2 separate regions of the Mus musculus genome follow, and region 2 is linked to region 1. Evidence: chromatin loops called from intact Hi-C (ENCODE). Cell type or tissue: left cerebral cortex. All regions are shown on one strand. Links, peaks and the distances in the headings refer to the core of each region. The heading gives the core; the rest is flanking DNA.

Region 1 (16,676 bases), core at 1,541-9,540:
GAAATGGAGTCAGTCCTGGTGGCCATCAGACCTATTGGCATCCACTCCTCTGTGATTCACACATTCAGGTTCTTTTCCCTGGCGTTGGCATACATTCTGATTGTATTTCATAGGCACTCCTTTCTCCACCTAACTCTCGCCCTGCCAGTGTGATCTCTGTGTGCTTCAACAACCTGGCATTCATGTCCTTTGGCTCCAACTAGGGTTCAACCAGGGGAAAGTTTGGCAGAGATTAGAGAGGGAAGGAAAGTTCAAAGTATTTGTTGCCCCAAGTTACTCCCTGTGTAACTGACTGCCTATGACAGGTTTTCTTTAGAATGACGTCTATTGCTCTCCTGACCAAACCCGATCAGAGTCCCTGCAGCCTCTTCTCTAATTGTTGTTTTAGGGCTAGAAGTTGTAATCTGAGATACACATATCCCCAGATAATTGAATTATACCTTTCATTTTCCTTAAATCACACATGTTCAACCAACCCCTTTATACATAGACCCTCTTTAGTATATTCTACTTGGAGGTAAACTATCTTTTTTTTCGTTATCATTTATCATTATTATTTACTGGCTTACAAGTATTGCTTCCATATTGGAGTTGTATCCTTTTGTTAATCAGTTGTGGGGACATTTCCCCAGCTTAGTGAGCTTTATGTAATAGAGATTTGGCAGTGTGCCCTCTATGTGCTGACTCAAGACCACACTCTGGAAAATGTGGCCTTGATCTTTGACACACATATGGCAATTGCCTCTTCCATCCTGCTTGGGGTGGAGTGAGGTGTCTGGCTGTGATCCATTTGTGGTTCAAATACCAGCTCCTCCCCAGAGGTCATAGTTCTCTTTCAGGATATGGAAAGATTTTGTCTTGTGTTCCTGAGTGGTCTTTCAGGAGCTGTTTTTCAATATTAATTGTGTCTTCCTTGGCCTCTCATTCTTCTGTGGACCTCAGATAGTGTCATTGCTGCTATGTGCTAGAATTCTAGGCATCGTCCCTTCCTCTTAGAGGCACCTCTACTGGGAAGTGGAAATGACAATGTGGTGAAAACCACAGTTTATTTATCACACATAATGGTTTTGCTTCAAAATGCCGTGACTTTTCCAGAAGTGCACTGAGGACTTTATTTCATGGTAAAACCTCATAGAGATATTATTATTATTATTATTATTATTATTATTATTATTATTATTATTTAGTTGTATCTGTACAATAGGTATGTGCTTGATGCCCACAGAGGCCAGATGAGGGCATCAGTTTTTCTGAACTGGAATTACAGATGGTTGTTGGCTTTCATATGAGTGCTGGGAATTGAACTCTGGTCCTCTGGAAGAACAGCCAATGTTCTTAACTGCTGAGCCATCTCTCCAGCCTTACCCTTATAATTAATATTGTCCCTGTCCTTAGATCTTAGGAGTTTCTTCTAACCTTCTTATAACTTCTGTACTATGGATTAATCTTCTTGCCTGTCCACAAGGATCCGTCTCTCCCTAAATTGTTTTTTTTTAATCTTAAATACTAGAATATTGAACATTAAAGAGGGAGCCTACTTGTAGGAATAGTGTTCCTATTGCCTTATGTCTCTGAACTGCCTGATGGAGCGATCAGCACTGCAGGTTCAATGGAGGTAGTCAGGGTGGGCAGATGCCCAGCTTCCTTGGAGCTCTCTGACCTACTGCAGGTCAGTCTTCGTGCTCCATTGATCAAGAATATTCTTTTTTTTTCCCTTAACCTCCTGCTTTCAAACCTTGTCACCTCAGGCCTCAGAATGAGAAGTGTGTTCTAAATAGACACTTGTTTAACCATACTCTGCATAGTGGGTTTCACCCAATCAGGCTTAGAACTACAACATCTCCTTACTCTAATGGAGAATTGGGGAGGAAGCACTGGTTTTGTGCCTTTGGGAAAGGAAGGATGAAGGGGATCCAAAAGGACTGATACATTTTTACTTCCTACCCTGAACTTTCAGATTTTGAGTTGCAGATGTACAGCAGGCATAAGACAGGATGGGAGATGTTTGGACCTTGGAAGTGCACCATTAAAGGAATGTTAGAAAGAATGGCATACAACGTGAATTTCTCTTCCCCCTCCCCCTCCCCTGTTTTACTTCTCCTCCTCTCCCTCCTCCTCTCACTCTTCCTCTCCCTCCTCCTTCCATTCTTCCTTCCTCTTCTCCCCACAACTTCCAATGGAATCTTGCTATAAAGTCCAAACTGGCCTCATACTCATGAAGGTTATTGCCTCTTTTGAAATGAAGACATGTTTTTCTTCGGCCTGGAAATCTGTCATTTACAAACATAAGCATGGCATCTAGCTATTAAAGAGGGAAGGGGTCAAAAAAATATGAGTCTGTGACATACTGTTGAAGGGAGACAGCTGTGGTTATGGCATGCACATGTTTCTCTCGTATGTGTGTATGTATGTGCGCATGCATGCATGTCTGTCCGTCTGTCTGTCTGTGCTCTGTATATATTCAAAGATGCTGGTTCCATTTAGCTGGGTTAAAAGACTTACTGAGACATGACTAGTTGGAGAGGGGGAAAGACTGTGTTGCTGAAAGGGTGTGTGTCATGGAATAAAACTTCAAACAACCTGGGGAAACATTTGTGGGTAGTCTGTGGACATTCTGGGAATGGAAAGCGACTGTCAATGACCAAGACAAACTGGTACAGAAACAGGGAAACTCCCCAAGGGGATTATGCAAAAGTTTTAAAAATACCTTAGCCTAAGAGAGGCCCTTTATCACAGGGACTGCACAGAGGAAGTGCATTTTAAAAAATCATCTGCATTTAGCTATAATTGATAAGTAGTAGCGTCACCTATGAGACCAAGGAGTTATTGCTTAATGCATACATGATTTCTGTTTGATATGATGGAAGGGTTTTAGATAAATGTGTTGGTTACACAACAGTCTTAGTATAATTAATGCTACTTACACATATACTTAGTTAAAATGGCCCTTATGCCCTCTGTGTATAAGTTTACCCCAATAAAATCCATCAGTTAATTAAAACATGAAAAACTGTCAACTCCCCAAAGTTTTCTTGCAATCATGAGAAGTCAATCCCATTCCCTCAGACCTGGAAAAAACCCGACCTATTTCTTTGTCACTATAATTTATCATTTTCCAGATTCCATATAAATATGATCATAAATTATTTAAGTCTTTTATGTCTGGCCTTTTAAGCGTATAATGTCTTTTAAATTAATCCATGTCACTGTGTGAACCAGTCTCTTATGACAGCCACTGTTATTAACTGTTGCTTTAAGGATATTTGTATGACAAAGAACTCCAAAGGACAGACCTGATGCCTCTCAGTAGAGTAAGTATACACGCTGGCTTGCTGTCTATGATGAAAGGTTTTAGTCAGCTAAGCTCAGGGTTTTTCTCTTGTAACACTGTCCATGGTGTGTGTGTCTGGTGATATCTGGCGCTCCTTTTGGTACATTGTAGGAGTTAAAGCTTAGAAAATAAGTACAAATGCCAATATGTGCTGATGGCAGTTGTGGTGAAAAATTAAGACCTTTGTCCATGACCAGGAGTCTCACGCCTTCTGCTGCCAGCCTGAAGCCGTGGCCAACTAACTTAACTTACAAGCAAGGCAGAATCTCAGGGCTCCCAACAGTCTTTGGCAAGGAACTATAACCAAGAGGGGATATAGGCAGATAGTTCACAGAAAGGAAGAATGAAGGCCCCTCAGTCATTTTGCATGTTTAGTCAAGAGCCCCTGGGAATCTGAAGTGGACATGTTAAACAAATTTTATGATCAGGAAGGCATCAATTCCTTTTGTCTTTTACGTTTTAAAAATTTCCTCAAAATTTAAAATTTGAGATAAAGTCCCTTGTGCCCACACTGACCTTGAATTTATGACCTTGAACTTTGGATCCCCTTGTCTGCATCTACCTTCTGACTGCTGAGACTGCAGGACTGCTCTATCAGGGGATCCAACCCAGGGATTCATGCATACTGAATAAGCTCCCTACTAACTGAGCACACCTGGTTCCTGATGGTCTTCTCCTTCCTCCTATCCTCCCTCCTCCTCCTCCTCCTCCCCTTCCTCCTCTTTCAGTTGTAAGAGTGAACTAAAGACTTAAAGGTTTACTACTGGAGTAGATCCAAAGTCAGCTGCCTGGACAGGTGCCGCTGATCCTCCTCTCTAATCTAGAGGTAGGATTTTCAGTCTGCTCCACCATAGCAAATGGATTACTATTCATCCAGGTGGGAAGGAGATTTGGCACTTTTGGGAAACTAGGCCATTATGTGGCTCAATCACACCTACGGTCTGGCATGACAAACAGACAAACAAACAAACAAATGAACAAACTGATACTTCTAGTCACAGGCATCTGAAGTATTTGAGTAATGAAAGGGATGATCTCAAAACTGGATTCATGAAGCTCTCTCGCTCATTGTCTGCACAGAAATCCCTAAGGCACCACCTCGTGACGAGTTTCTGGATAATAATCAGGACGAAAGGGGTGGGAGGCTGCATAGACTTGAAACTTGAGGTTTCTCTCTGACCATTCCTAGGCACAGGAGCCTTCCTCCCCTCCCTCCCATAGTAACTCTGTGCCAGCTTGTTGATACTGTAGATGGTGGTAGCCAAGACAGACAGCCTGGGAAATCGAAGCTGAATTAAATTCAGCCATCTGGTTTCTCTAGTTAGTTTCCCATTGTTCTGGATCCTAAGGGTAACCATCCCCTGGCTGAGCATACACTTACCAAAACATCTTCCTGTGGCCCACACGGGCAAATACAGAGACCTCCCAGCTCTCTAACACTTTTATGAAAATGTCTGACCTTCTGAATAAAAAAAAAGTCTTGGTGTGATTAGAGGGTGATTGCAAAAATAATAAATGATAGTCCTGGACACGGACGTGGAGAAGACCATTTTGAGCAGGAGAGGGCAAGCACCAACAATATCAGCCGGCGTGGAAGTCCCTCTGTGATGCTCATGTTTCTTGGCCTTTGTCCGTGGTTCCTGGTTCATAACATTCTCTCCAAGGCAAAACATACAGAATAGAATTTCACTTCCTCCAGGTGACTCACAGAAACAAAAAACCATATTGCAATCTTTCCCTGCCTCTCTGTCTTGGCAATGACCATAAAGACACCCTCTCATCTCCAATCTCCCTTTGCCAGTGATAAAGCTTGAGGGATAACCATACCCCAGAAAGGAGAATGCTACACACGCACATACAATCAGAAAGAATGCCCCAGCAGTCGAGTCTCCAGAGCTGGATTTCCATTAGCCTATTAACATTCCTGCCTGTGAAACAGAGGTTTCCTCAAAGTCCAAAAGGACTGGGTTCAGGAAGTTTTCATATAGCTGAACATATCACATGGAGGTTCTTAAAAACCTTAGAAAATCCTCAAAATCCATTTTCCTGCCTGATGTCTGTTCCTCTGCATTTCTTACATATTAATTGTAATAAAACAATCATATAAATGTTTCTCTGAGTCCTGAGAATAATTAATCGAACCTGAGGAGGAGTTGTGGGAATCCAAGTTGTAGGCAGTACGCCAGACACACAGTGGGACTTCCAACTGGCATCTGGGAGGTGGGAGGACAGCAGCTTTGGGGACTTAAGTCTTCAAACTATGAGGCTTGACGTGATCTTGAAGGAGACAGAGTCAGAGCCAAACTGAATTAGAAAACACCAGCTGGCACCCTCTTAAGTACTTCTTGGCATGTGGAGAAATCTGGTGTCAGAAGTCGGCTCTATTGATTGATGTGTGAGAGTTAGAGAAAGAGTGAGAATCTTATTTACCCCAACAGAACCTCAGGCCCCTGAGAAAGAGGGGAGTTGAATAGTGTTTGGGTTTTTTCTGAAGGAAAACACTGGCTGAGATGTTCCCAAACTGGTGTAAAAGCTTTAAGTCTGACTGCTGGATCTGCAACCCTAGTCTATGCAGGGCCCAAAGCAACCGTTTTTTTCTTTGGCATGATGTCCATACTGGGATGTTCTGTCTTTTGTGGAGCCAAGGCACTAACCTTCCTGTTTTGTAACAACAATGGTTTGCAGTGTTGCAGTCATCTTAAGAAACCTTTAAGCACTGGGTGGTGGGGATGGCAGCAGGCAGAGGCAGCAGTGGTGGCGCATGCCTTTAATTCCAGTATTTGGGAAGCAGAGGCAGGTGGATCTCTCTGAGTTCAAAACCAGCCTGGTCTACAGAATGAGTTTCAGGAGAGCCAAGGCTACACAGAGAAACCTGTTATTAAAAAACAAACAAACAAAAAAAAACATTAAATCTCAATTTTCAACTTAACTGGATTTAGAATCATCATAGAAGCACACCTCCGTGTGTGCCTGCAAAGGTTTCCAGATAGGTTTCTGGTTTGGGGCTCAAGGAGGAAACTGAGGTGAGCTGTCCATTTGGATATGAGAGTTATTGGATGAGTTAGTGCCATGGACAGATGGGCAGCAGATATCCCAGAGATCTGCAAAGTCCTTGAGGGAGTGTGAATGATACCTGCCATTCCGTGGGAATCCAGAGACCTGGGGAGTCTGCTAGAGAGAGAGTTGAGGAAACCACAGATGGGGGCTTGCTGCTTTCTTATAGATGCTGTGACGATGACAGACTTCTGCAGGTAGGATGAGTCCTGTTGATGAGAATGTAGTTGAGAATTGTATGAAACAGAATGAGTGCACTGGACGGCGTGTCTGTTCATCAGGGACTGGTGGAATTGTCATCATTATTTAGTATTATTCATTGAGCTCAAGGCCTAGAACATGCTATGCATGTGCAGTACCACTGAGCTATACCCCAGCCTCTTTCTATAGAAGGATGATCATAGCCCACAAGATTTATTATTTCCATTATTTTGAATATTTGAAAACTAAGACACAGTCTTTAATATCCTGTGCAGCTCATACCTCTAGTTAATTCTCAGATGTGTTTCGAACCTGCAGGGTTACCTCCGTTAGGCCACCTTAGGCCATCACTTTCAGCTTAAAGTATTTCAATTGATCCTCTGTACAGTTTCCTAACTTCTCAATGCTATCTTAAGAAGAAGAGAATTTGGCCCTTCTTGTCTCTCAGATCTCCCTCTGCAAGCTAGCTTCCCTCTCCCAAACCCAACAGGAGGCCAGGTACTGATGACAGACTCTATGTCCTGTTCCAACATCCACAAAGGGAGTCAGAGGTTAACATGTGAGTGTCTAGCTCACAGTTCATCTCACAGATGCTGGATCTGAAGCATCTTGATATAATGGAAGCTTTTGGAAAGACATCTACTGTGTGGGGCAAATTCCATCTCTCTGGAGAGACTCTTTGCTCTTAAGGTCTGTCTGGCAGGAACTGAGATGTATTTATGTATCTTTTAAGTGCATCTTCTTACTATGGAGGAAAGAAAAAGCTCTTCAAGGATGTCTTAGAAACCATCTACATATATAGATATACATATATAAACACACTCATATATCTAAAGATTTTATATTATTAAACTTTTCGGCTGGAGAGACAGACACCTCTGGAGTTAAAAGTGCCTGCTGCTCTCACAGAGGGCTGGAATGCTCTTCCCCAAACCCTCATTAGGTGGCTCACAAGCACCCGTGACTCCAGCTCCAGGGTTTCTGATGCTTTCCCTCCTGAGCTCTCATCTGGCTTCCACAGGCACCTGCACACACACTGCACACACACACACTCACACACACACACACACAAATAAAATAAATCTTAAATATATATTATAATCTTTATGTATGTTGAAATAGTTATAACTGAATTCTACCCTTTCCGCAGCATTATATTTTCTTCCCTTACTAATTAGTGCAACAATAATCCCAAGGTTACACGGAAAGGGAGGGGAGGGGACATTTAATTGCCAGTCAAGGCCAACCAATTCACCTCTGCTCTCCTGCCCTTTGTCCTCGGAAATCTCTACCCCTCTCCCCACTGAGAGAGCTTGTCTGATGATCGCGTTCTGCCCAACCTGTGACTTCGAGAAAAGCTGGACTTCGCCCAGGAGCAAATCCTCCCTGTCAACCCTCCATTCTCCACCCTTCCCATTACTACCAACACACAATCCATATTATTTTAAAGAGTCAAAACAAGGAGGGAAAAGGTGAAAGACATTCTGAAACTGGGGCAGAGGTTATCAGGAGGGTGGCTCTGTTTGACTAAATCAGGGCAGACTCTTGCCTCACTGTGGGGCAACATTCCTTTACCAATGACCTGCTTGAGGTCATCCCAGAAGAAGCAGGAACACAAGTCACATTGCAAACCTCATCTTTAGAGACGGCTGAAGCAAAAGGTAAATGCTAGTGAATGAAATGGAGACAGACTGTACTTAACGTTTGAGACATTGCCGGAAGTTTAAACGGGGACGGCTTCTTTATTTTGTCTTGCCTCCTAAAATCTTTTGCACTATGAACACCTGAATGTCCCTTTAAACGTCTCTAAATGTAAGCAGGTGGCTCAAACACTTACCTGAATTTGAATCACATAAAAATCAGAAGTCTCTTTTCTACCCCACACTTTGAAGAGAAAGGTCAAGAGGGGTCACAATTTTGTATAGCGAGCTAATGAAAAGGATGCTCAAAGGAGTTGGGAAATTTTGTGTGTGTGTGCGTTTGCTGGAAGAAGTTATTTACTTTAGATTTTTAAAAATGTGATGTTCTTTTATCAGATGAAGAAGGAGAAGGAGGAGGAGGAGACCGAAGAAATGACCATCCAGAGATGGCCCTACCTGGGGATACATCCCAGATACAATCACCAAACCCACACAGTATTCTGGATGCCAACAAGAGCTTGCTGACAGGAGCCTGATATAGCTGTCTCCTGAGAGGCTCTGCCAGTGCCTGACAAATACAGAGGTGGATTATCTCAGCCAACCATTGGACTGAGCACAAGGTCCCCAATGAAGAAGTTAGAGAAAGTACCCAAGGAGCTGAAGGGGTTTGCAGCCTCATAGGAGGAACAACAATGTGAACTAACCAGTACCCCCAGAGCTCCCTGGGACTAAACCACCAACCAAAGAATACACATGGAGGGACTCATGGCTCCAGCTGCATATGTAGCAGAGGATGGCCTAGTTGGTTATCAATGGGAGGAGAGGCCCTTGGTCCTGGGAAGGCTCTAAGCCCCAGTATAGGGGAATGCCAGGACAGGAAAGTGGGAGTGGGAAGTTTGGTGAGCAGGGGGAGGAGGGAGGGGGGAGGGGATAGGGGGTTTTCAGAAGGGAAACCAGGAAAGGGGATAACATTTGAAATGTAAATAAGAAAATATCTAATAATTAAAAGAAGAAGGAGGAGGATGAAGAGAAGGAGGAGAAGGAGGAGAAGGAGAAGGAGAAGAAGAAGAAGAAGAAGAAGAAGAAGAAGAAGAAGAAGAAGAGGAGGAGGAGGAGGAGGAGGAAGAAGAGGAGGAGGAGGAAGAATAGGGATGTTAGATGCTTCTCTCTCTGAGAATGCTCCTGGGTTTTTGTTTGTTTGTTTGTTTTGTTTTTGTTTTGTTTTGTTTTGTTTTTTGAGACAGGGTCCCTCTGTGTAGCCCTGGCTATCTGCCAACTCATCATGTAGACCAGGCTGGCCTCAAACTCAGAGATCAACCTGCCTTTGCTTCCTGATGAACCACCACACCCAGCTTCTTCTGGCTTCTTAATGAAGTAGTTTAACACTAAGGAGACTGCAGGATGCTGTGGAAATAAAGCAACAGCCCTTGTATTTTCGCTAGCCAGCATTTACTGAGTGATTCTCTAGAGTTGTCTTTAGCATAACATTCTGTATATGCTGAATGTGTTGACACATGCCTATAATTGCAAGCTCAAGAATGAAGGAAGCTTCCAAGAGAGTACCAGCTTGGCTTTGTTTCCTGTTCTGTGACCTCTTCAGGGATAGGGTCTTAATGTCAAGTTCTGGAGAGTAGCCAACAGGATTGGCAATAGCTTGTTATTTGGGGGAGGTCTAGGGGAATCCTACTGGGGAATGGAAAGTGTATGTATAGAGGCATAGTATAAAAACTACCAATATGGCTATACTATTAGGTGAAAGGTTTTTATTGTAGGCAAGAGAGAGACAATGTCCAGAGCATCTGGAAGAGCTAGAGAGAAAGAAAAACAGATTGGACATGGCCAAGGCTGTTTGAAAGAGAGGCAAGAGAGAAGAGAACACGAGAGAACATGGGGTAGACAAGTCATGTGGATTATGGGGTAGGCCGGGGAGCTGAGGGGAGGGACCTCTGAGATGCAAAACCTGTTTCACAAGTTCCTGAGGAAGGCTGGCCTTTATATAACTGCCAGAACTCCTTCTACAGCCCAGCTTGAGCTCACTTCTAGGTGGATGCACTCCTGAGACCTAACATTCCAGCCTTTTGTTGGTGACGAGGGTGACATAATCTTTCTCTTCTATAGCTGCTTCCTGTCAACTGGGGGCTTGAGAGAAATGGGAGTCTGCAATACTGGTCCAAAGCAAGGGCTCAAACCAGCCGGTGATGGTAGGAGACCAGAAGAAAATCCAACAGAGGCAGTCAGGCTAGGTAATTAATTTCACCTGGAAACAACCTGGAGCGACAGAGCGCATTACATTATTCTAAAAAGGAAAGAGACCAGCAGGGCTGAGTTGCCAGAGGATCTAGAGGTTCAAAGGAGATCAAAGGGCAGCTTTGGAGTTGGTCCCTGGAAGCCACGGTTTGCAAGCCAGCTCCTCACTTGACTGGACTGGTTGGGCAAGTTGAGGGCTCGCCAGTTTTGCAAGACCACTTGAGGCTATCAGGGTTGCAGGCCACTTTGAAGCAATTGGTGCAATGCAGTTGATTCCTGGATGAGAATTCCTGTCAGCTGATAGGAATCTGCTGCAGGGACACATACAGACTAGGGACAGCAGGTATTAGCACAACCACTGTCTGTTCTCTTCACTGTAGAAAACAGCAGTTAGCAGGTGTCTGCAAACAGCTGGAGCACACACATGCCTTTGAGTCACGGTAAAAACAAAAACTGAAAAAACTAGCAATGTAATAGAAGGTGAACATTCATTTGATATAAGACACATTTTTTTTTTTTTTTTGGACAAGGAAGAGCCCAAAGGGGATGAAGAACTTGAGGACTCAATGATGGCTTTAGGATAGAAACATGAACATTTTTCCCTTCATCTCGAGGTCTGGACCGGCAGATTGGATAGGGGTGTTTTCAGCACAACAAGAAGCATTTTTAAGTCTGGATCTAGAAAGCAACTAAAGGAAACTTAAAATTTTGAGACTGAGACTATGATAATTTTTAAAACTTTTTTTAAAAGATGGACTCTTTGTGAATTTCCCATCATGCACCCCAGCCCCACTCATCTCCCTGTTTCTCCATAGCCACCCTCTGCCCTTGCAACTTCCCCCACAAAAGAAAACACATCTCGCCATGGAAGCTGTAGTGTGTCACGGTGTGTCCCACAGTACACCCTTTTGTCCAAACACTTTCCTTGCAAATAAATGTTTGTTAAAACGAGTCATTGGTCTCATCAAGGCCTCTGGCTCCTGCTATGCTATCTATACTGGATCCTCACTGGGAGTCCTCTTGGCTATCTCGTTGTTACCATGTCATGGAGATCCTGCAGCTTTGGTTCTGCAGGACAAGCCCCTTCACATGCTCTAGCAGTTCATAGATGAGGTAGATGTTGGAATGGGCTAACTCAAAGTCCTGGATCTTGGCCTCAGTAGAAGCTGAGTTGGTCAACCCACAAGGTCTCCTGCTCCCATACCACCAGGGCCAGCTCTTCTGCTCTCACAGTTTTGGGACCAGCTCACCTTCACCCCCAGCTCTAATATGCTGCCCAAGTGAGGTGTGGAGCTGCAGCAGGTATATGTGGGGGAGGGGCAGTTCTCACGCTTGTTGAAGGCAGCGATGGGGTGGGGGGAGGTCATCTCTCCCACGATCCTGCACTTTATGGCTGATGAGGAACAGGCCTAGCTCTTCTGCACCTATGCCACCAGGGCTAGGTCTCCTGTGTTATTCAGGTCTGTTTTCCCTCACTGCCTAGACAAGGGGTGGAGCCAACATCAACATGGCTCCAGCAGTGGCCCAGACCAGGGATGTCCATATGGCTACTGGTGGTAATGTGGGCCATGGACATTGGTATATACAGGATCAAGGACCCAGATGTGGCCCCTGGTGGAAGCATGGCAGGGACATCATCATGACCTCAGGTGGCAATGTAGGCTGCTCACATCAGGCTCCCCACCTCGGATCTCCACTTCTGCCTCTCTTCACATCGTACAAACTTCTCTGCTTCTCTTCCTCTACCATCTCTCTCGTCTCTCCATCATAGCTCATTGTAGTGGTGCCCACGTGTGCGGCATCAGCAGTGACATCTTTTGAAAACTAGGATGGTTAAATGTTTGTCCAACCCTAAAATTGCAAAGGAAATAGACTCCTGGCCCAAATTAAACACAGCACAGAAAAACTGTAACTCAGCATAGAGTTGTCTAGCCTCATGGATGAACCACCACAAAAGATTAGCAAATAGCCCAATGATGGAAAGTAAACACAGAAGACATGCCAGTCGGTTGTAGGTCTTCACTCTGCAGGTCTTCTTCCCAAGCCAGGATGCAGCTCTGGGCATCACAGTGATGCAATGCAGTGGTCAGGTTTCTCAAAGAAAGAAGGCACAGGTCCACTGGCACTTGCATTTATTACTGGCTTTATTGATGGGTAGTGTAATTCACCATTTCCCAAAGGGCAAGAACAGCAACTGCCTTTGTGTCTCGCTCTGCCTCTCTTCAAAGCGCACAAACCACTTGGCTACTCTTCCTCTTCTATCTCTCCACCATTTGCCCACTTCCTGAAGAGTGTACCTGCCCTGGCCTGGCCTGGCTGACTATGATAATTATTGAAAAGGTTTAGTAGCCAGTGAGTTTGTTACCAAGACCAGATTAACAAATCAGAACTCTACTGATTAGCATCAAGCTCTGAACTTTGAAGTCTTGACACTGAATGTGCCATCTTTATGGCTCACTTTTCACATACCACCAACCTCTCCTTCAGACCTTCACAGCTCGCATTCACACATCCCAAATCATTTCTTCAGGCCTTCACAACTTACATTAACTTTAGGCTTTCTCTTTCTCTTCTACCTGGAAACATCCAGTCATTAACCACGCGACATAGGTGGTTAGTTATTGAGAGCAGTCATTGAAAAACAAGTTTTTATAATAAGAATTAGTGAAAGGCAAATTTCTTGCCTTGAGTTGTTTTGTGAGTTTCCCTTTCCCAGTGGGAAGCCTGTCAGCAAGGTAAAGCTGTCTGCGAGCTTGGACTTTTGCTTTTAAATTTGTAGCATCAGCAAGCAACATGTACGTCTTTCGCATCCAAAAGTTATTAAAAAGTCAAGACTGTTTTAAAGGTGAAAGCAGACATTTCAGCTATGAGTGGACTGACTGGGCAGCTGAAGCCTTGTGTGGAGGAGCTGGCTGAGGTTGGCTTCCCGCTGCTAAAGTGTCTGCTAAAGCTACCCTCCCTTCCCCATCATCATCATCACAGAGGTCTGAAAAGGATATGTTTGAGGAGGAAGTATTGACCAAAGGGCCTCTGTATCATTTAAGAATGACAGGGGCTTACCTGTTGCTTGGACAGTCAGCCTTGGATCTTCCATGGTGATCTAGATGGCTTTGTTGGAGACAGAGGCCATCGGTCTTTGGCCACCAGACCTAGAAAGGTCTGAGAGATTTTTTTTTTTTTTTTTTGAGGAGGTGACCTACCTTGCAAAGACAAGAAGAAAAAGTTGATTTTTTTTTTTTCAACATCTTGCTTGTCCAGTTTGGGTGGAGTTCTGGTAGGAATTGAGGTGAAGGGTAATTATGCGCAGTGACGATTGTGGCTGTACCAGGTGAAGTCTGCTGTCCCATCTTCTTTGGAGGAGACCTTAGGGCTGCCACCAGGAGTTGGCATTTCTGTCTACCGTGGGAAACCTTTTTCATTAGATACCTTAAATACCATATTCAGCAGATCTCTCCGAGGGGGTCAAGGGCCATCCTCTAATGTATTAAGTATTTTAAACACATCTTGCTTGTTTTAAATTCCTTGTTTTAGGCTTAATGTTGACAACATATATAGAAAGTTAAAGCTTGTCCCTGTAAATTAATTACATGACTAGAAATATAGTTCTGAGCATAAAAGAATTTGATCACTTATAAGATGACTATCAGCTTGCATATCTTAATTATTGCCAACAGTTTATGACAAGTTAGTAGCTTTTGTGGGATTTCATATTTTTATCCCTGTTAAGTTTGAGCCTTAAAGTCTTGAATTGAAGATTCTTTAGGATTAAAATAAAATGTTAAACCATAAATATAGTCCACAGAAAGGCTGGGAGCCTTATTTTCCTGATCCTTTCATAGGGAACCTTTACAAATATTACTGTTTTATGTATGATCCAGTTTATCCAAATAGCTAAGGCTTAATAGGGTTATCAAAGACAAAGTGGCTGAACATACATTTTTAAGTCATTTCTGCTAATCTGAATAGACTTTAAGAATTCATAAACTGGGCTGGTGAGATGGCTCAGCGGTTACAAGCGCCGACTGCTCTTCCAAAGGTCCTGAGTTCAAATCCCAGCAACCACATGGTGGCTCACAACCATCCGTAATGAAATCTGATGCCCTCTTCTGGAGTGTCTGAAGACAGTTACAGTGTACTTACATATAATAAATAAATATTTTTTAAAAAACAATGAATTTATTTAAAAAAAGAGTTGTTTCTCTCTTTAAAAAAAAGGAATTCATAAACCTTATTCATTGAAGATATATTGTTTCTTATGCAAAAAAAAATTTTTTGGGAGCCTAGTGTTGAACAATTAACAAAGACATAAGTGATTATGTATATATCCTTAAGTCAGTTTCTGTTAACCAAAGTAGACCATTATAGCTTTAGAAATTTATAAATCCTAATCATCAAATACATGTTGTTTTTAAATCCAATTTTCCTTAAACTTTGTTTATTGTTTTGTTCTCATCTATAACTTTTCACCTTCGGGACAAAAAGAAAAATCATCACACAGAAATCTACCCTAAACTAAAATATCTTGGAAACCTGCTCTTGTCTCCTTATTTCTTACACACGTTCGCGACCGGCCAGGAAAGACGCAACAAACCAGAATCTTCTGCGGCAAAAGCTTTATTGCTTACATCTTCAGGAGCCAGAGAGCAAGAGAGCAAAAGCAAGAGAGAGAATGGCGAAACCCCGTCCCTTTAAAGGAAAATTATCCTCCGCCTAGGACGTGTCACTCCCTGATTGGCTGCAGCCCATCGGCCGAGTTGTCCTCACGGGGAAGGCAGAGCACATGGAGTGGAGAACTACCCTTGGCACATGCGCAGATTATTTGTTTACCACTTAGAACACAGGATGTCAGCGCCATCTTGCAACGGCGAATGTGAGGGTGGCTTCCTACACTTATTGTAGGTGAAATAAAACAACCAAACCACCTTGGAGGCCTGAGTCTAATTAGTGCTTAGTCTAAAAAGGAAACCGCAGCGAGCAGAGGCTCAGTAGGACTGAGAAGTTTTGTGGGATTTTATAGGTGCTGCCTTAGTTTGTTTAAGACAAGTGGTCACTTTAACCAAGATGGTGGTGAAGTCACATGGCATGTTCTCTCTTTACCCTCAGTGAAGATGGTAGCCAACTACACGGTTGTGACTTAGTCCAAGGTGAGCCCACTGGGTCCATATCCTTTAAAAAAATATATCTATTTTCTTAAACAGGAGTTGAATCCAAGTTACATACAAGCATGCTATAGCAAATATATATATATATATATATATATATATATATATATATATATATGAAATCAACCATTTCTATTACAAGTTTTAAGCTAACGTTTTGTTAGAGTTTACAGACCTTCTAAACCACACCCAATGAATTTATAAATCTGGAGAGATACATAAAGTTTATACAGTGGTCTTACAAATCCTGAGATAAAGGGGAGTTTATCCTGCAGCAAAAGCTTAGAGCTATACCGGGGGCTATATTCACAGAGCAAAACATCTGTGTTTAAAGACAGTAAACAAAATTTAAAAAGAAATATGAGACAAGTAGCAATAATCTCCATTGGGAATAATTTGCCTTTGAGCTGTTTTTAAATACAGTGTCGTTTCATGAGCTTCTCTGTATTGTTCTCCTTCTCCTGACCCAGGACAGAGGCTTCGGGAGAAATGTTTGAACAAGCATGCTTGCCTCTCGAGTGAGCAGGCTGTAACTTGACTCCAGAGCCAGCTTTTGAGTAGAGTAGAACAGCTTAAACACTTTTCCAGTATTATCCCAGTGATCAGGGGAGGGAAGAGAGCAGAGAGTGAAAAGGCTTAGAGTTAAGAGATTTTTGAGAGTGGAGAGCAAAGAAGGCTTAAAGATAAAGGGATTTTCAGATCATTTGCTTGTGCGGAGGCAGACGTTCTTATAATCTGGGAGAATCTGGAAATCAAGTGCGCCATTTTCTGGCCGTTGAGACTGATTACCTGGTTTGTATTGAAGTCAAGTCGTTTTCAGTAAGACAGTGAGGCGCTAATAGAATCTTTAAGTCTGAGGAGGAAAGAGATTAGAGAAGGCAGGTGAGGCACTGAGTCTAATTCTGAATGGGAAGAGCTCTAGGGGCGAGCTGAAAGATAGAAAACACAGAAGCAGAGTGAAGAAGACAGGAAAGAGGCTTGGGGAATCATCTGCAACCAGGAACTCTGTCAGAGGGAGGGTTCCGATATTATAGAGGCCCA
Region 2 (16,676 bases), core at 3,472-11,471, 92 kb after region 1:
GTTCTAGAATAATCTGGAAAGTAGCATATAAAACTCACACTTTAAAACAAAACCACGTGGATTGTGACTGGAAGTCTAGTCTGCAGTGTTGATAGAGCAGAGGTAGACATGCTAGTGTGTGAGCTTGTACAGCCTCCAGATAGAAATCAGAAAGATTTGCATTTCTTATTACCTAGAAAGGGACTCAGAATAATACTTTAAAATTAAGCTCCAAGTAAGAGACCAAATAGGGGTAATTAAGTACATGTGACTTAGCTTGTTATTTTTGCAGTTATAAAGTCTAAATAAAACCAAACTGATATGCAATGTGGCCTGAGTTAGGAAAATCAGAACTTGTAGATACAGAAATTGATAGAGAAATAAATTACAATTTATTAAGTAGAGGTTGAAACGAAACCAATAATACTTGCTTGTTTGTTTTAGATCTCTCTGGTTAATAACTTCTTGAAGTATGGGTTAAATGAGCTCAAACTGTGCTTCCGAGTCAGGCTCACACGGTACCTCTACGAGGAGTATCTCCAGTAAGTGAAACTATTCTTAAAGTAGAGATGTTTAAATTGGGCAGCAGTGTTTATGATAGTAGATGTTGTCGTGTTTATTGGATTGCTTTTCAAGAAAATGGCTTTCCATCAGGGTTACGTTGGGAGTGACCGTGGGGGGTGCGGGGGCTCTAGTCCGTGCGCTCCAATTAGCACCGAGTCTCCCTTCTCTGGGCTCTCTTCCCCATAGCTGACAGAAGTTAGGGCAGTCCGTACAGTGTCTGCACTGGTCTGCTTGTGCGTATGCTGTGGGCAGGGTGTGAGTGTGCATGGTCTCTGTACTCACGTGTATTGAAGTCACCTTCTAATTGCTGTTTCAGAGCTTTCACCTATTATAAAATGGGCAACCTGGATAACAGAATAGCAAATCCAGACCAGCTGCTTACACAGGATGTAGAAAAATTTTGTAACAGTGTAGTCGATCTGTATTCAAATCTTAGTAAGGTAAGTTCATCTACTTAAAAAACCTGCGAGGCTGTTGAATTTCAGTCTGAACAAACTTACACAGAATTGATGGGGTGGAAGGGAGTAGCATGTACAGAATGGTTTTAAAAGAAAATTAGGATTGTTATACTTAATTTAATTATATAATTATCTTAAAATCTTATTTTGTCAGGTGTTTGGCTTAGAATTGAAATTAGTGTCTTACAAAAGTTTTATAAGAGTTGTGTGGACTGACTGATTTCAGACAAGTGTTCTTGTCTGTTTACTTCTAGCACTTACAGTCTGACTTTTTCACTTATATTTCAAATTACACATCCTTAAAATGAGACAAAAGGGGCTTCCTGCTTGTCTTCTTCAATATCATTCTATGTGAAGGAAGTAACTGTGTGTGTTACACATGTGTGTACATATGTGAGTGTGTGTGTGTGTGTGTATATATATACACTGGCGCATGCGCTTTCAGTGTGTCTACATGTGCAGATGCCACGGCGTGCCGCTTTGGATGTCAGTTCTTACATTCTCCCTGGATGTGAGACGGCCTCTCCTGCCTGTCCTGCTGTGTCTGAGCTATGGTGATTCTGTGGTCTCAGTTTCTCATCTCCTGAGAGGAACAGGCTGAGCTTACAGATGGTTGTTCTCGGGGTTCAGCTCTTACATGAGTTTTGAATTAGGACTTAGGTGGTCAGGTGTTTGTGGCAAACACTACCCACTGAGTCATTCTCTAGCACCTCTCTCTTAGGGTTATTAATAGACCTGCGAAGCTAACTTGAGAGAAACTGTTACATAGCCTTTCCTCTTGGCACGTGAACAAAGGTGTAGTTCATAAAGTGTCATACCTGCAATAGAGAAACATTCTGAAGTTAGTGATATGAGTGCACTGTAGCCGTTTTCAGACCCACTAGAAGAGGGCATCGGATCTCATTACAGATGGTTGGCAGCCACCACGTGGTTGCTGGGAATTGAACTCAGGACCTCTGGAAGAGCAATCAGTGCCCTAAACTGCTGAGCCATCTCTCTAGCCCCCTGAAATTAATTATAATCTTTCTGTACACTATAGTGCTCTCTCTTTTAAATATCAATTTAATTCCTGACTTAAATTATAAATATTATTTTTGGCCAGTAACCTTTATATATTTTTGAAATAAATTTTATTTATTTGATTGTCTGGTTGGTTGGTTTTTGGTGTTTGTTTGTTTGTTTGTTTTAAGACAGGCTCTCTTTTAGCCTTGGCTGTCTGTGAACTGACTGTACAGACCAGGCTGGCCTCAAACCTAGAGATCAGCTCGTCTCTGCCTCTTGAATGTTAGGATTAAAGGTGTGTACCACCACTGCCTGGCAAGATTTTAAAGTATTTTGTTTTTTAATAATATGGAAGAGAAAGGGAAATGTACGTCTTGGAATGAGCCAGTTCATAAAGTCCGGCATTTGTATTAGTGCTCATGCGCTTGGCTTCAGATTAAACACCATTTGGGTCCCTTGAAAAAGGTGAAAGTACGAGCTGCTTTTGAAACACTGGTTGGATTGGTTCTCAGTGAGCAGCAGTACTTAAATGTATAAAAAAGTATTTGATCATCAGATAAGCTCCATAGACTCACCTGATGATTTCATTTATGTAATTGTTGGGAAGTCCCTTTCAGTTTATAGATGTTGTATCAAAACCAGGAAAATGTGAAGCAGATTTGGAATTATAACTCAAGTCATTTTGTTTAACATTTATATTACTGTGTTAGTGAGTGCTTCCTCAGATAGAGCTGCCTTAGTGATAAAGAGAAGGGTTTCTCACACTTGATGTCAATAGTTGTTATTTGGAATATCTCCATGTCAAGTTTCTTACGAGCTTTATTTATTTTTGTATATTCATTTATCTAAGCACTGTTATGGTCTAATTGTTATACATGGTGAGAGTTCCACATATTATGTATCAAATATTGAATTGCATTTTATATTTAACATCTCGTATTATTTATCAGTCAAGGCAAACTAGTTCTTAGATCTAATTCTGTATATTCTAATGTTTATTTTACAGCCATTTTTAGACATAGTTTTATATATTTTCAAGTTAACAAGTGCAATTGGAGCTCAGGTGAGTCCATTTTTATTCTTTTGTGTGTATTTGCATGTATGTATGTGTGTGCGTGTGTGGATGTTATAGGACATAGGACAACTTGTAGGAGTTTTATATTCTTTGACCGTGTAGGGTCCCAGGGATTAAACTCAACCTTGGCAAAAAGTGTCTTTACCCACTGAGTCATCTTGCTACCCCCATTCCACATTTTAAAATCTATAATACTGTGTTTTGATAAATGTGAAGGTCTAAAATTTTTTTTAACCTTGGAAACATCTTCACATTATACCTAGTATGATCTGATTATAAGGTAATACTATACTGGAGGCTCTAAAATAAGTACCCTAATTTGGTTTTTTAAATTAGATATTTTATTTATTTATTTATTAGGGTTTACAAACTTTATTAGTTTAATAATGAACAGCAAAGAAAATGTTAACTATCACTCCTGTAGCATCATGTAGACATGAAAGCCACCCTTGGAAAAAAAGCCAATTTCTTTTTCTAGTAATAATAACCAGAAATATTTAAACACACATTTCATACATTGAACACACATGTGCTTATTGTTGCAAAGTTATTCTAATGAGAGCTTTGGCAGCAATTAATTTTAATAAAAAATTAGAATAATATTAGCAATATACTCAGAATGAAATACTAGTTTCAGAAGTATTTTATAATGATAAATTGTTGTCTAACCCATGAGCCTTCTTTTCTTTTTTTCTTTTTTGATATGTGTGGTGACAAGAACTTTTTTTAAGACTCATTGACAGCTGGGCATGGTGGCGCACGCCTTTAATCCCAGCACTCAGGAGGCAGAGGCAGGCGGATCTCTGAGTTCGAGGCCAGCCTGGTCTACAGAGTGAGTTCCAGGACAGCCAGGACTACACAGAGAAACCCTGTGTAAAAACCAAAAAAACCAACCAAACAAAGAAAACCCAAGACTCATTGACATCTAACTTGAATAATTTTCATGTTACTCTTATTTATAACAAACCATGTAACAGTGTATTGGTCTTATGTACATATATATATATATGTATGTATGTTTGTGTGTGTCTTTTTATTCATTTTGTGGTTGAGTAATAGTTTACTTATTTTTTTCCCTTTTGTTTGAATTTCTTGCTTTTCTCTTTACTACCCTGTGATCAGGTGTAATTATTCTGTAACTGACTGCACCATAAGAGGGAACAGACCACATGTTTCTAGACTTTATACTGTAAATTATATTTCGGGTGTTTTTCGTATTTATATGTATAATTCTGCATTGACATTTTAAAAATACAGTTGGCACCTTCAGCTCATTTGCTATAGTTACTGAAATGTGTTGATCAGTCTAATACAATTTTGAAAAATATTGGCACATATATTCATATACATTGTACTAGCCATAAAAGGTGAGTCAGAAGGGAGATTTCAATGTTTAAAGCAGTTGTTCTGGCAGTTAGAATGAAGCATGAAATGTCCACTAGTGGATGCTTCACGAAAGTGTTTAGTGCCTGGAAGAATTGAAGCTGACTGAACTGTTTTGAGGAGATTCTTGGATGTCCATTAGATGTTAAACTTGTCAGATGTAAGAACAGCCCCAATTGAATGGCATGTTCAGGTAAACAGTTTTGATTGGGGCAGAGTATGAGAGGTATGTAGAAATTAAGGGTGTTTTGGGGACTCATCGAAGCTTCTTAAGATGGCCAGTGGCTGTGGGGTCATTTATGGAGTTACAATGTATAGAAGACAGAAGTATAGTTTACAGCAAGGCGAGCTGATAGCTTGTGTACGGATTGCCCTTGAGACACCTGTAGATGCTGGGGTGAGGGTGCACGCTACATACTTGGCAGTGATACATTGTATCCAAAACTGATGAGACTGGAAGTGTAAGTTTAGGATGAGACGAGCTAAGGAAGGAACCTAGAGGACTGCTAACATTCAAAGAGTGTAAAATAGCTCTGAGAGTTGTTGTGGACTAGAGAGAGAACACTAAGTTGGGTTCCAGTGGAAGAGTGTTAGGTAACAGAAGGTAAAGTCCACTAGAAGTTAGGTGGTCAGTTGTTGGGGACAGAGCTATAGGAGTTGGGGGATGACAGTAGAAGAAGTGTAGAGACTAGCATGTGATCTTCCAGGAAGAAAGAAAAAGAGAGAGGAACAAGCAAAGCTCAGCCTCTCTGGGTTCAGTTACTTACAGACCTGCACGTAGATTTTATTACTGTGCCTTTGAGTACTGTGCATCATTCTCCTTCATTCATCGCAGGGCCCGGCAAGCATGATGGCCTACTTGCTTGTTTCTGGGCTATTCCTAACTCGACTCAGAAGACCCATTGGTAAGATGACAATTATGGAGCAGAAGTACGAAGGAGAATACAGATACGTGAATTCACGGCTTATCACTAATAGGTAAGGAGAAACATTTTAGAATAATAATGAAATTTTATTTTTGTGGATATTGATGTCATTTATAGTGACTTGAGATTCTAGCAATATAGGTACTAAATAGTGTGGACTTTTACTTGTTTTGGAAATAAGCATTATGAAGAATGTTAGTTTTATAAAGTAGAAATCCTGCATGCTTCAAGTCCTCTTTATTGGCTGTGTAGTTTCCTTGATTTACCTCTTCATGCTTTTTATTGACTGATTTTCTGTGAATTTTATTTTAAAATTTAGTCTTGATAGTATTCACATTTTTGTATGTATTCAGTGAAACTTCTGCCTTAAGTTATCCACAGACATTTTAGGTTGTGACTGTTTTGCAGTGTTCAGTAATTCTGTCTTTCCAGACAGTTGTTGTGTGGGGAGAAGGAGTTCTGGGCACTGAGCCTTAGGACCTCTCGAATGCAGGCCAGAACTGCGTTCTGGACAGTTTTGAGATCTGAAATAGGAAGAAAGAAATGCAGCCGTTGAAGCCATCCGTTTTCGTTTCTGTGTCTACCTATGCATTATAAACTGATTTTAGCAACTTATCCGTAGCTGCTTTTCTTGTAGATGGACAATGAATTGTTACGATGATGAACTCTGTGCATGCCCTGGCTCAGGTTTTCATCAGTAGCTAAGGTGCTCTGTAAAGTTTCTGTGCCTAACTGCCAACTTTAAGTCAATTTTGAGGGTCCTAGTACTTACTGTAGCACTGTGTAGGCTGCTCTGTAGGAAGCCACGGAATTACTTAGGGGGTCATTCTTTTCATAGTTCACCTTTCCTTCCTTATATTGATTTTTTTATGTAGAGTTTCATGCTCTAGGGAGGCAGGGGCATAGTGGCTGTAATTAGGGAAAAGGTGTTTGTGGTATGCTTTTACTAGAAAACGGCACGTTCCCATAGTGGAGGCATTGGCTGTGTCATGTAAGGACCCTTAGGACAGTGCAGATGGCACAGCAGGATTGGAGCTGTGGCTCCTGCTGGTATTCTCTTGGCTCTACCCTGTAACCATCTCTTTCCTCTGGTTAACTCTTGAGATCACAGAATGGCAGCAACCTTCACCACCAAAAACAAAAAGAAGAAACTGCTTCTTGCTGTTTCTTTAAGAGACCCTCCCCTCTTCCCTCTTCTCTTTTTCCACCATCCTACTCTTTCCTGGGTCTTACTCTTTCTTTCTTTGTCTTATTATGTAACCCAGGCTGGCTTTGAACTTGCGATTCTCCTGCCTTAGTGTACTGAGGTTTTATGTATGCACTTTGATTATATTTCGGGTGCACCCGGCACAATGGTGCCCATGTGGAGGGCTCAGCTCTCTCCTGCCACCTTGTGGAGTTCTGGGATGGAACTGGGTTTGTCAGGCCTGCATTGCAGTGCTGCCTAGCCCTTTCACAAGCGCCCACATACATCCTTAATGTGTCTAAGCTGTGGTGTCTAGGCTTCTATATAGATACTTTACACACTTTCTGGTGTTTTAAGAAGTACGTTGTGGGGGCTAGACAGATGGCCCTGCAGTTCAGAGCATCTGGATCCAATTCCTTAGTAACCACATGATGGCTCACGGCCATCTGTAACTCTGTAAGTACGTTGCTTGGGCAGTTTTCATCTTACTTACAGGACAGAGAGACTATAAACTTTAGGTTAGACAGGAGCGATAATTTTAGATTCTGAACTTTGCTTGTTATGTGAATTTAAAGAATTTACATAAATTACATTTGAGCTTTCTTCATCTGTATGGCACTGTTTTCCCACTGATGATCTTTGTGGCCCTGAGGGCCCATTCCTGCTCTCGGGGGACATCGTTGTGAGGACTACTGTGGTGCTGGGATAAGAACAGCTTTGGTGCGTTTAGACCTGGTGGCATGGCAGCACTGTCACAAGCTGTGGGGCAAAGCATCATTTCTTGTATTTTTCTGTTATTTTCTCCCTCTTTATCTGGTTTAGGTCTGTAATTTAACTCATGCTCTATAATGTCTGTCTCAGCCTAATCTTTCTTTCTATATAATCTGCCTTATTTACAGTTTGTGAATATTTGTTCACTGTGTCTTTAACAGCCAGGTTATATACAGGTAGGTTGTAGTCCAGTTTGTGATACACTCAGTTGTGTACTCTTGCCCTCCTCTAAACTTAGCTAGGAACTTGATCACACTCCCTGGCTTGGCCTGTGCCAGATACTCTCTTAGTAACAAGATGTTCATTTATCATTCTCTTGGTTTTTTTATTATTGAGGAGGGCCTGCTACTGAGTGGTTTTGGTGGTCAGAGGACAGATTCGTGGAGTTAGTTTTTCCTCCCAGTCTACTGTAGGCTTAGACAAGTGACCTCAGGTTGGCAGGCTTGCATCTTACCCCTGAGCCATTACACTGGCCCAAGATGCCCACTCATATGCACAGGTTCACTCATTGAATACTGTGTTTCACTTACATGTCAGGGTGAGACAGCATTGACATTAATTGCTAAATTATTTTCTCTAATAGTGAAGAAATTGCCTTTTACAATGGGAATAAACGGGAGAAGCAGACAATCCACTCAGTCTTCCGAAAACTGGTAAGATAAACACTGGACGGGCGGCCACGCGGGTTTCTCTGCCTTTACATGTGGATGAATAATGCTAAAGATATATTTTAAATAGCAAATCTTTATACTGTGTTTTAAACTAAAAATGAGTTTAAAAACTATTACATTAGCATTAAATTCTCCACTTATAAAATAGATTTATTTACTAAAATATCTTGTTCATTTTTGTAGTGTTTGCTATAGAACTCTCGTTGGGTTTTTGATTTAATGGTCCTTACAGATCAGTGGAGACTTTTGTAGAGTAAGGTTAGCAAGATTTTTCTGTGAAGGACGGGATAGTATGTACATATTTGCATTTTAAGTTTCCTGACCATGTAGTCTCTGTTGGATATACAATACATACATGAGTGGTTTGGCTCTGCTAAATTGATTTGCAACATAAGTGGCGTGCTAGAATTTGTTGATCATAGTTTGTTGACCTTTGATTTGGAATACGAATGTTTTCTAAAAGCTGTTTTTCTTTATTTGCTGCTGTTTTGAGTTCAGATAGTTACATTCATTCAGAAGATATTCAGTGGCAGGTAGGCGGCTTAAGTGCAGGCGAGAATTAGGTGGTGAGCGTGCTGGGTGAGATCTTGCCTCACCCACATGGAGCTAATATTTTAGTGGGAATTTGTGATGTTTGAATACATATTTTAATACTAAAAAGTTGTCTTAGGTTATTTCAGAAATGATATTTTTGCCATCTAGCATGACTAGAGTTTTTAGAGTTTCAAAGCACTGTTTTCAGCCTGTGGGTCTGCAGTCATGTACCCATAACTTAGTACAGCTTGACCTTCTCTGACATGTGTATTTGAACTGGCATCTCATGCTCCCTTTTTGCTTTGGTGATTGATGAGTTTGTGTGTATAGGTGTCTGGCAGGATTGGAAACAGCACCATGCTATTGTGTGTAATTAGTATATTATGTGTAATGGAAACAACGTTGTTCAGTAAACACGGTGTGATGCAGAGTGTTTGGCATCTGAGCACTGTTAAGCATTGTCCTCACTGTGTGGTGTATAACAGTCAGGAATCATAGCTATTCAGTATATGTTTGTAAATTAATTATGCTTTATCCTTAGGGAAAATTTGTTGTTTATTTGTTTCCTGACAGGTGGAACACCTACATAATTTCATTTTCTTTCGGTTTTCTATGGGTTTCATTGATAGCATCATTGCCAAATGTAAGTATGTTTTAAAAGAGATGGTGCAACATGATCTGTGGGAAAAGTAAAATAACGTTATTTAAAATCTTAACTGTTTTGTTTTAGATGTTGCCACTGTCGTCGGGTACCTGGTTGTCAGTCGCCCCTTCCTAGATCTGGCACACCCTCGCCACCTTCACAGCACACACTCAGAGCTGCTGGAGGTAAACTTCTACGCTAATGAAGTGAAAATTCAAAATTAAGGCTTTGTTCTATTTTAGGAATGTGAGCAAAATCTAATACTCATTTGTCTTTAAGGATTACTACCAAAGTGGAAGGATGCTTTTGAGAATGTCTCAAGCTTTGGGTCGTATAGTTTTGGCTGGGCGTGAAATGACTAGATTGGCTGGGTAAGATTTGTACTAATATGCAATTGCATAGAATAATCTTTAAACATATATTGTTCTTATAAGCTGGTATCCAGGTGAGATTAAAGTTATGGGAGGTACTGACCCTTCTCCTCGGGGAAGCTGGTTTTGATAGAAAATTAAGGAGGACTTGTCTCCCGTGAGCCCCTCATGCTTCCTGAAGGCAGCTGGGTGAGTCTTAACTAGGGAAGCGTCACGTTCGTTTGCCGTCCATCGTGGACACTGGCCTTGGATATGTTGGGAAATGATTCTTGGCAGTCTTTGTTTTGTTTTGTTTTTTTTTTTTTTGTTTTTGTTTTTAACAGAAATTTAAGTTAGTGAGTAGTTTTACATTTGAATATTTTTGTTTTCAATTATAGATTTTTACCCCCTAAGGATTGATACTGGCAACTAAGTTCTTTTTTTCTCTTTCTCTTACACTACAAAAACCAGTTTATTAAGGAGTGATTGATATGTTAAAACATCATACTTAATGCATACAAAATTCATGCCTGTAGGGACAGTGCCTTCTGTGACAGTGTCAACACCAAGTGTAAATGCACTCTCAAGTATAGTCACCTCCCAAGGTTTCCCCTGGGGGATTTCTGCTTGTTATTTACACCAGACAAGCAAACAAACAAACACCCGTTTGCTTCTCTGATAAGAAACCGCCTCTTTGACCTTCATGTCCTTCTTACACTCCCCAACTTCTTATCACGGGACTGGTTTCTATTGTCCAGTGATTTTCATCAAATATTATGAATTCTTTATCATTTCCCCTCTCCACACTATGAGAGTAGAGCTGTCCTCAGTTTCCCCTTTTGTAGAGAAGCAGTGTGCATCAGTGCATCCTTACTTCTTGATAGAATGGCTGGTTTTATATGTAACAGTAGGTCACTCCGGCAGCTCAGAGCCCAGCCTTCCTGTGTCTGGAGAGTACTAGCAAGAATGTGTGTTAGTGACCACGGGAAACACTTGTCTTGCCTCTGAATGGGGTGGAGGATCCTGTGAAACCTCTTCCTCATTTTCCTGTCCCTTGTCTTTTACTGAAGCAAAGTAGGACATGTATGTTATTAATATTTTATGTTCCTTTGGGACTTCCTTTGGGTTATGTCTCTTAAGCTAAGCTTCGATGTTAGACATTTCAGTTTATATACATGATGTAATAGACTTTTGATTATGATTTTTATTAAATTTTAGTTTTACGGCTCGGATTACAGAATTAATGCAAGTACTAAAGGACTTAAATCATGGCAGATATGAACGTACAATGGTGTCACAACAGGAGAAGGGTAAATACAAACATCATAGTTTGCAGTCATGGTTTTAAGTTTTTCCCATATATAATATCTTCATAATTATTTCTATTAAGGTATTGAAGGAGCACAAGCTAGTCCCTTGGTCCCTGGTGCTGGAGAAATCATCAATACAGACAACATTATAAAGTATGTACTGGGAAAGGCTGCGCTGGACCACACAGTGTGTACGCTGCATGCAGCCCTGCTCTTCAGCTTGTGACTTAAAGCTGACCTTTAAAACACTTTAAATAGCTTTGGTATACCACTGACTTAAAAGTTAAGTTTATGATTAAGGTACATAAACATGTGTGTGTGTGTGTGTGTGTGTGTGTGTGTGTGTGTGTGTGTGTAATTTGATGTTTTGATATTACCTACATATTGTAAAATAATGTTCCTATTTCAGCTAATTATTATATCTTTTATTTCTACCCCTGAATGTGTGTAGTGGATGTCTGTGTTATTTATCTCATGTGTGCAGAGCACACTTTTAACTGTTGTTCCTGAATGTGTGTAGTGGATGTCTGTGTTAGTTATCTTGTGTGTGCAGAGCGCACTTTTAACTGTTGTTCCTGAATGTGTGTAGTGGATGTCTGTGTTAGTTATCTTGTGTGTGCAGAGCACACTTTTAACTGTTGTTCCTGAATGTGTGTAGTGGATGTCTGTGTTAGTTATCTTGTGTGTGCAGAGCGCACTTTTAACTGTTGTTCCTGAATGTGTGTAGTGGATGTCTGTGTTAGTTATTTTGCGTGTGTAGAGCGTCCTTTTCACTGTAGTTCCTGTGCTGCTGCTTAGACCTGAGAACTCACTCATCTTCCTTCATGATCCTGGAATGACACCACCTTCACTTCCCTTTCCCTCAGGCCCTAGCGACTACTACCGCATTCTACATAGAAGTTACATGTGAACTATGTTTCTTTTTCTCTCTTGTTTTTCTTACCATAATCATCAAAAAGATAATCAATTCAGTTATTTTAAAAACATGCTTGTGGTTTGAGGAGTTTAAAACAAATATTTACTTGTGTGTGATCCTGCTTGTATGTGTGTGCACCATGTGTGCGCAGGTGCATGTCGAGGCAGAAAGGGGCATTGAGTCCCCTGCAGCTGGAGTTACAGATGGTTCTGAGCCACCTGATACTGTTGCTGGGAATCAAATTTTGGCCATCTGCAAGAGCAGCAAGGGCTCCTACCACAGAGCCATCTCTCTGGCGCTCCAGATTCAGGGTTTTCTTGTCTTTTTAAGGCTGAGAAAATCTCACACATACTCCCTGTGTGAGTGTGTACTTATACATATGATATGTTCTTTATCCGTTTGTCAGTTGAAGACAGGGAGGGAGGGAGGCAGTGAGGGAAGGAGGGAGCGAGCACAGGTACCACTCTGCGGCAGTTACTTTATTTCCTTCAGATAGCCTCCTGGAATTAGGAGTGCCTGTCTGAGGAACCTTCATATTACTTTCCTGTCATTGCTGTTTCGTTCCATTCTGACCACCAGTGGCTAAGGGTTCCTCTTCCGCTGCATCTTGCCAGCACTTACAGTTGTCTTTATAGCTGCATCCTTAATAGGGTGATGCTCCTGGCAGTTTTCATTTGCATTTCTGTGGTGCTTAGAGAGCTTGAGAACCTTTTAAATTGCATTTTGTCCCCTGAATGTATTCATTTATGAAGTGTCTGAATGGTCTTTTGCTGTGTTGGGTTATTTCTATTTGTAGTATTGAATTATTTAAGTTCCTTACATGTTTTAATTTCCCTCTTTTTATTAATGTCCTTTTTAGGTTTGATCATGTTCCTTTAGCAACACCAAATGGTGACATCTTGATCCAAGACCTTAGTTTTGAAGTAAGTTTTAAAATGTTTATATGAGTTTAAATCATCTTCAAAATATGAATTGAAAATTGAATATTTAAATTAACTTTAAAGTTTGAGTTGTCTCTATATAAATTCATACAGTCACTTTTGAGACTATGTCTTTGAACCATCTAGAAATCTCATTTTTTAAAAAATGGACTGGCTTTAAATTCTCAGTGATTACGACTACATCAAGTTTGTTTTGCTAGCGATGTGGCTCAGGAGTTAGAAGTCACAGAGGAACCAGTTTTTGTTCCCAGCATCCACCTGGTGGCTAACTGTAACTCCAGTTCTCCAGATCTGACATCCTCTTCTGGTCTTTGCAGGCTCCTACACACACACACACACACACACACACACACACACACACACACACACACACACGATACAAGCATGCACACACACATGAAAAAAATAATCTTAATTTTTTTTTTGCAAATAAAGTCCATGTTAAGATGTATCTAATTAGAATATCCACAAATGGTGAACATTTAAATATGCAAATAGAACTTTAATCTCCTTAAATAAAAAAATCTAAATCAAAATCTCTTTGTGCAGCATGATTTACATTCATATAAACAATTCAGAGTCATTCTCTCTCCCTCTTTCTCTTACATTTTACTTATATATTTTGTGTGTTGTGTTTTGGGGGTGAGGCATGTGCCATATTGTGTATGTCAGAGCCAGAACACAATTGTAGTGAGTTGGTCCTCTCTATCTGCCATCAGGCTTAGCAGGGAGTGTCACTAGCCCCTGAAAAATAAGCAGCACAGTTGTACCCAGTGTAGCCATTCCAAGTAGGACATCAGCCAAATAAACAGTGATGCTGATGTTTTCCTAATTACACTGGTGATATGATAGGCGAGATATGATATGATATGATAGGTAAAGTGAAACGGCAACCATGACTGTTTTTTGTATGATTTGTATCTTGAATTTTGAAGATTACTGTTTAGGTTATTTGTGCCCACTGACACACTTCTGAGAACCAGGATTCCTTTCTTTTGGAAAGTCATCAGAAGGCAGACTTGGCCATCAGAAAGCAAGTGGGCTTTCTGCAGGCTAGGACTTCTCCCTTCATCCTCCGTAGGCTCTCAGTGCGGGCCTAGTTTATCGCTCTGTAAGTGGAGTGGTATTTGTTGTGTACACTCACTGCGTTCTCTCCATCTCTGTGGGCATTGTTTACCTTTGGCTGCTTTGAATACCGCGGAGACTGTGTTAGCACAGTCCGAGCCCCGAGACTGTATTATTACCACAGTCTGAGCCCCGAGACTGTATTACCACGGTCCGAGCCCCGAGACTGTATTACCACGGTCCGAACCCCGAGACTGTATTACCACGGTCCGAACCCCGAGACTGTATTACCACGGTCCGAACCCCGAGACTGTATTATTACCACGGTCCGAACCCCGAGACTGTATTATTACCACAGTCTGAGCCCCAAGACTGTATTACCACAGTCCGAGCCCCGAAACTGTTAGCATAGTCAGAGCCCCGAGACTGTATCACCACAGTGGGAGCCCCGAGACTGTATTACAGTCCGAGCCCTGAGACTGTATTATTACCACAGTCTGAGCCCCGAGACTGTATTACCACAGTCCGAGCCCCGAAACTGTTAGCATAGTCGGAGCCCCGAGACTGTATCACCACAGTGGGAGCCCCGAGACTGTATTATTACCACGGTCCGAGCCCCGAGACTGTATTATTACCATAGTCCGAGCCCTGAGACTGTGTTATTACCACAGTCGGAGCCCGGCTGGCGTGGAGTGCTTTGGCTTGTGCCGCTCTTTAGGACTTGCTGACACTTCCTCCTCTCCCTACCTCGAATGTCTCTGAGCCCAGTAACTGCTGCTGCTCCCCTTGCTGTCTTCACCAGCAGAGCCAGTCTGTCTGTCTATGAGGCAAGGCCCATTCCTGTCTTCATGTCCTCATGCCTGCTTGCTGCAGGTGGACAGAAATGGTTTCCTCATAAGCTCCTTACATGTCTTCAGAAGTTTTCCCAGTTGTCACTTTCAGTGAAGGGTACTTAAACTCCGAGGCATCTGGGCCTGTCTGTTTCCTACTCTGAGTTTTCTCCCCAGTGCTTAGTCTGTACAGTCTTATTTACTTGGTTATTGTGAATATTTTTGCTGACACAGAAGTTGTGTACAGTGTCATTTAAAAGATCAAAATAAAAGATGATGTACATATATAATCATTGGGAAATGTTTAGAGAAATTATGGTATATTCATACTACTCATATAGTATAGTGTGTGGTATATATGAAATGCTACAGGCATTAAAAGAATGGGTAAGAGGGACCCATTCCCAGTGACCTGGAAGAATATTTGTGACATATTGTTAAGTAACTGTAGACCTCTAAGTAAAAGAATCTGCTCTACAATTCAGATAATATGTTAATAAATGTGAATATATACAATTATTCTTATTTTCAAGAATCCTCAGATTTTTTTAAGTTTTCAAATTTTGCATTCTGATTAAGACTATATTAAACCGTCTAAATAATGGTCTTTAAGTGAAAAAAGGAAACAGTAAAAATTGAAATTTATCAGAAGTAAGAGATCTCTCATATACTTCATAATTGTGCCCAACACCACAGTTACAAGTAAAATTAGAAGCTCCGACTTAGCAAAGACCACTTTGGCTCATGTACATATTCATTTAATTTAATTTAATTAATTAAAAAAAATTGTCTTTCAGGTTCGATCTGGGGCCAACGTTCTGATTTGTGGTCCAAACGGCTGTGGAAAGAGCTCCCTCTTCCGTGTTCTTGGTGAGGTATGTCCAAGCTGGTTTCCAGGGTTTGCTGTCTTGTTTGTCATACTGTTGGGTTACGGATCTCACAGTCACTCGTGTTCTCCCTTTGCTTTTGTAGTTATGGCCTCTTTTTGGAGGGCGGCTTACTAAACCTGAGAGAGGAAAGTTATTTTATGTTCCTCAGGTAAGACTTTGTTTGAACTCTTTTGTAACCTTTAAGATCTTTTTGCTTAATATTTTAAAACATACATTTAATGACTCTTGCTGTGTCCCTGTTAGCGACCCTATATGACCCTGGGAACACTGAGAGACCAAGTCATATATCCAGATGGAAAGGAAGATCAGAAGAAGAGGGGGATCTCTGACCAGGTAAGGGCTGTTTATATTCTATGTGTACCCAGCATGCCCTGCTTCAGATTCTTTGTTATTTTAAACATCATATAGTGTGGCCTAATCTATAAAGCCTTCCAAACCATAGTTAAAACTCTCCAAGAGGTGGTAAGCGATAGCTGCTTTGCTTATTACTCATGGCATGTTTCAACTATTGCTACAGTGCTGTATTCTCATCGCCCCCTTCCATTGGTTATATGATATTGCACTGTCATTAAGCTCCTAGACATTTTGTCAAGGGTGCCATGGCTAGGGCCTGACAGTTCAGTCAGCTTTGCCCCATTTTTCTCCTAGCTGTCCAAGTGGTTGGCTGTGGAGTTACTGAGCTGGTCCAAAAAAATGAGGTGAGCCAGGACAGACCATTCGCTTCTAAGACACTTTCCGTCTTTCGTCTTTGCATGCAGGTGCTGAAGGAGTACTTGGACAATGTGCAGCTGGGTCACATCCTTGAGCGAGAAGGCGGCTGGGACAGTGTTCAGGACTGGATGGATGTACTCAGCGGAGGAGAGAAACAAAGAATGGCGGTCAGTGTCCTCTGAACCTGGGACCAAATGCTTGCTTGAAGTCACTGTCAGAGTCAGAATTTGACTAATCCTGACACAGGGCTTTGTTTTATACACAGCAAATATTATAGTGTTAGTTAGCTTAAATTATAATAAAAGTGCTAGAAAATGTTTAACTTCATATAAATTTGAAATTTTGAAAATGTGTAAGTAATGCTTCTGCCCTGTGAAAGAGGAAGCTGTGGATGTGTTACATGAACGTTATTGGGAGGCTGCTGCTTTCTAGACAGTGGTTCTGTGAGGAGCATGGGCCACAGCATCTCTC

The links. Hi-C counts contacts between places; a loop is a spot of excess contacts. Peaks named below come from ENCODE experiments on the same cell type or tissue, not always from the same donor. Only the 100,000 strongest peaks of a DNase experiment are listed, where the experiment ranks them.
Region 2: a loop joins it to region 1, with 3 times the contacts of the local background. A loop is called at or near these places in 5 of 42 quality-filtered maps.

What each region holds. Positions count from the first base shown.
Region 1 is chr3:121,858,831-121,875,506 of GRCm38, reverse strand. No RefSeq gene overlaps it. Among named protein-coding and RNA genes, the nearest start is that of Gm33987, 16 kb to the right of the region's middle. In left cerebral cortex, for the core only: no CTCF peak of the experiment used is centred there; a DNase peak (open chromatin) is centred at 5,566.
Region 2 is chr3:121,768,318-121,784,993 of GRCm38, reverse strand. It overlaps Abcd3 (ATP-binding cassette, sub-family D (ALD), member 3), which reads left to right. Exons shown (of 23, transcript NM_008991.3): 6 at 424-521; 7 at 860-983; 8 at 3,010-3,066; 9 at 5,297-5,439; 10 at 7,928-7,997; 11 at 9,123-9,192; 12 at 9,280-9,377; 13 at 9,472-9,563; 14 at 10,761-10,852; 15 at 10,933-11,005; 16 at 12,628-12,691; 17 at 15,402-15,479; 18 at 15,577-15,642; 19 at 15,738-15,827; 1 more. Among named protein-coding and RNA genes, the nearest start is that of Abcd3, 39 kb to the left of the region's middle. In left cerebral cortex, for the core only: a CTCF peak has its summit at 6,781 (motif pointing left); a DNase peak (open chromatin) is centred at 6,892.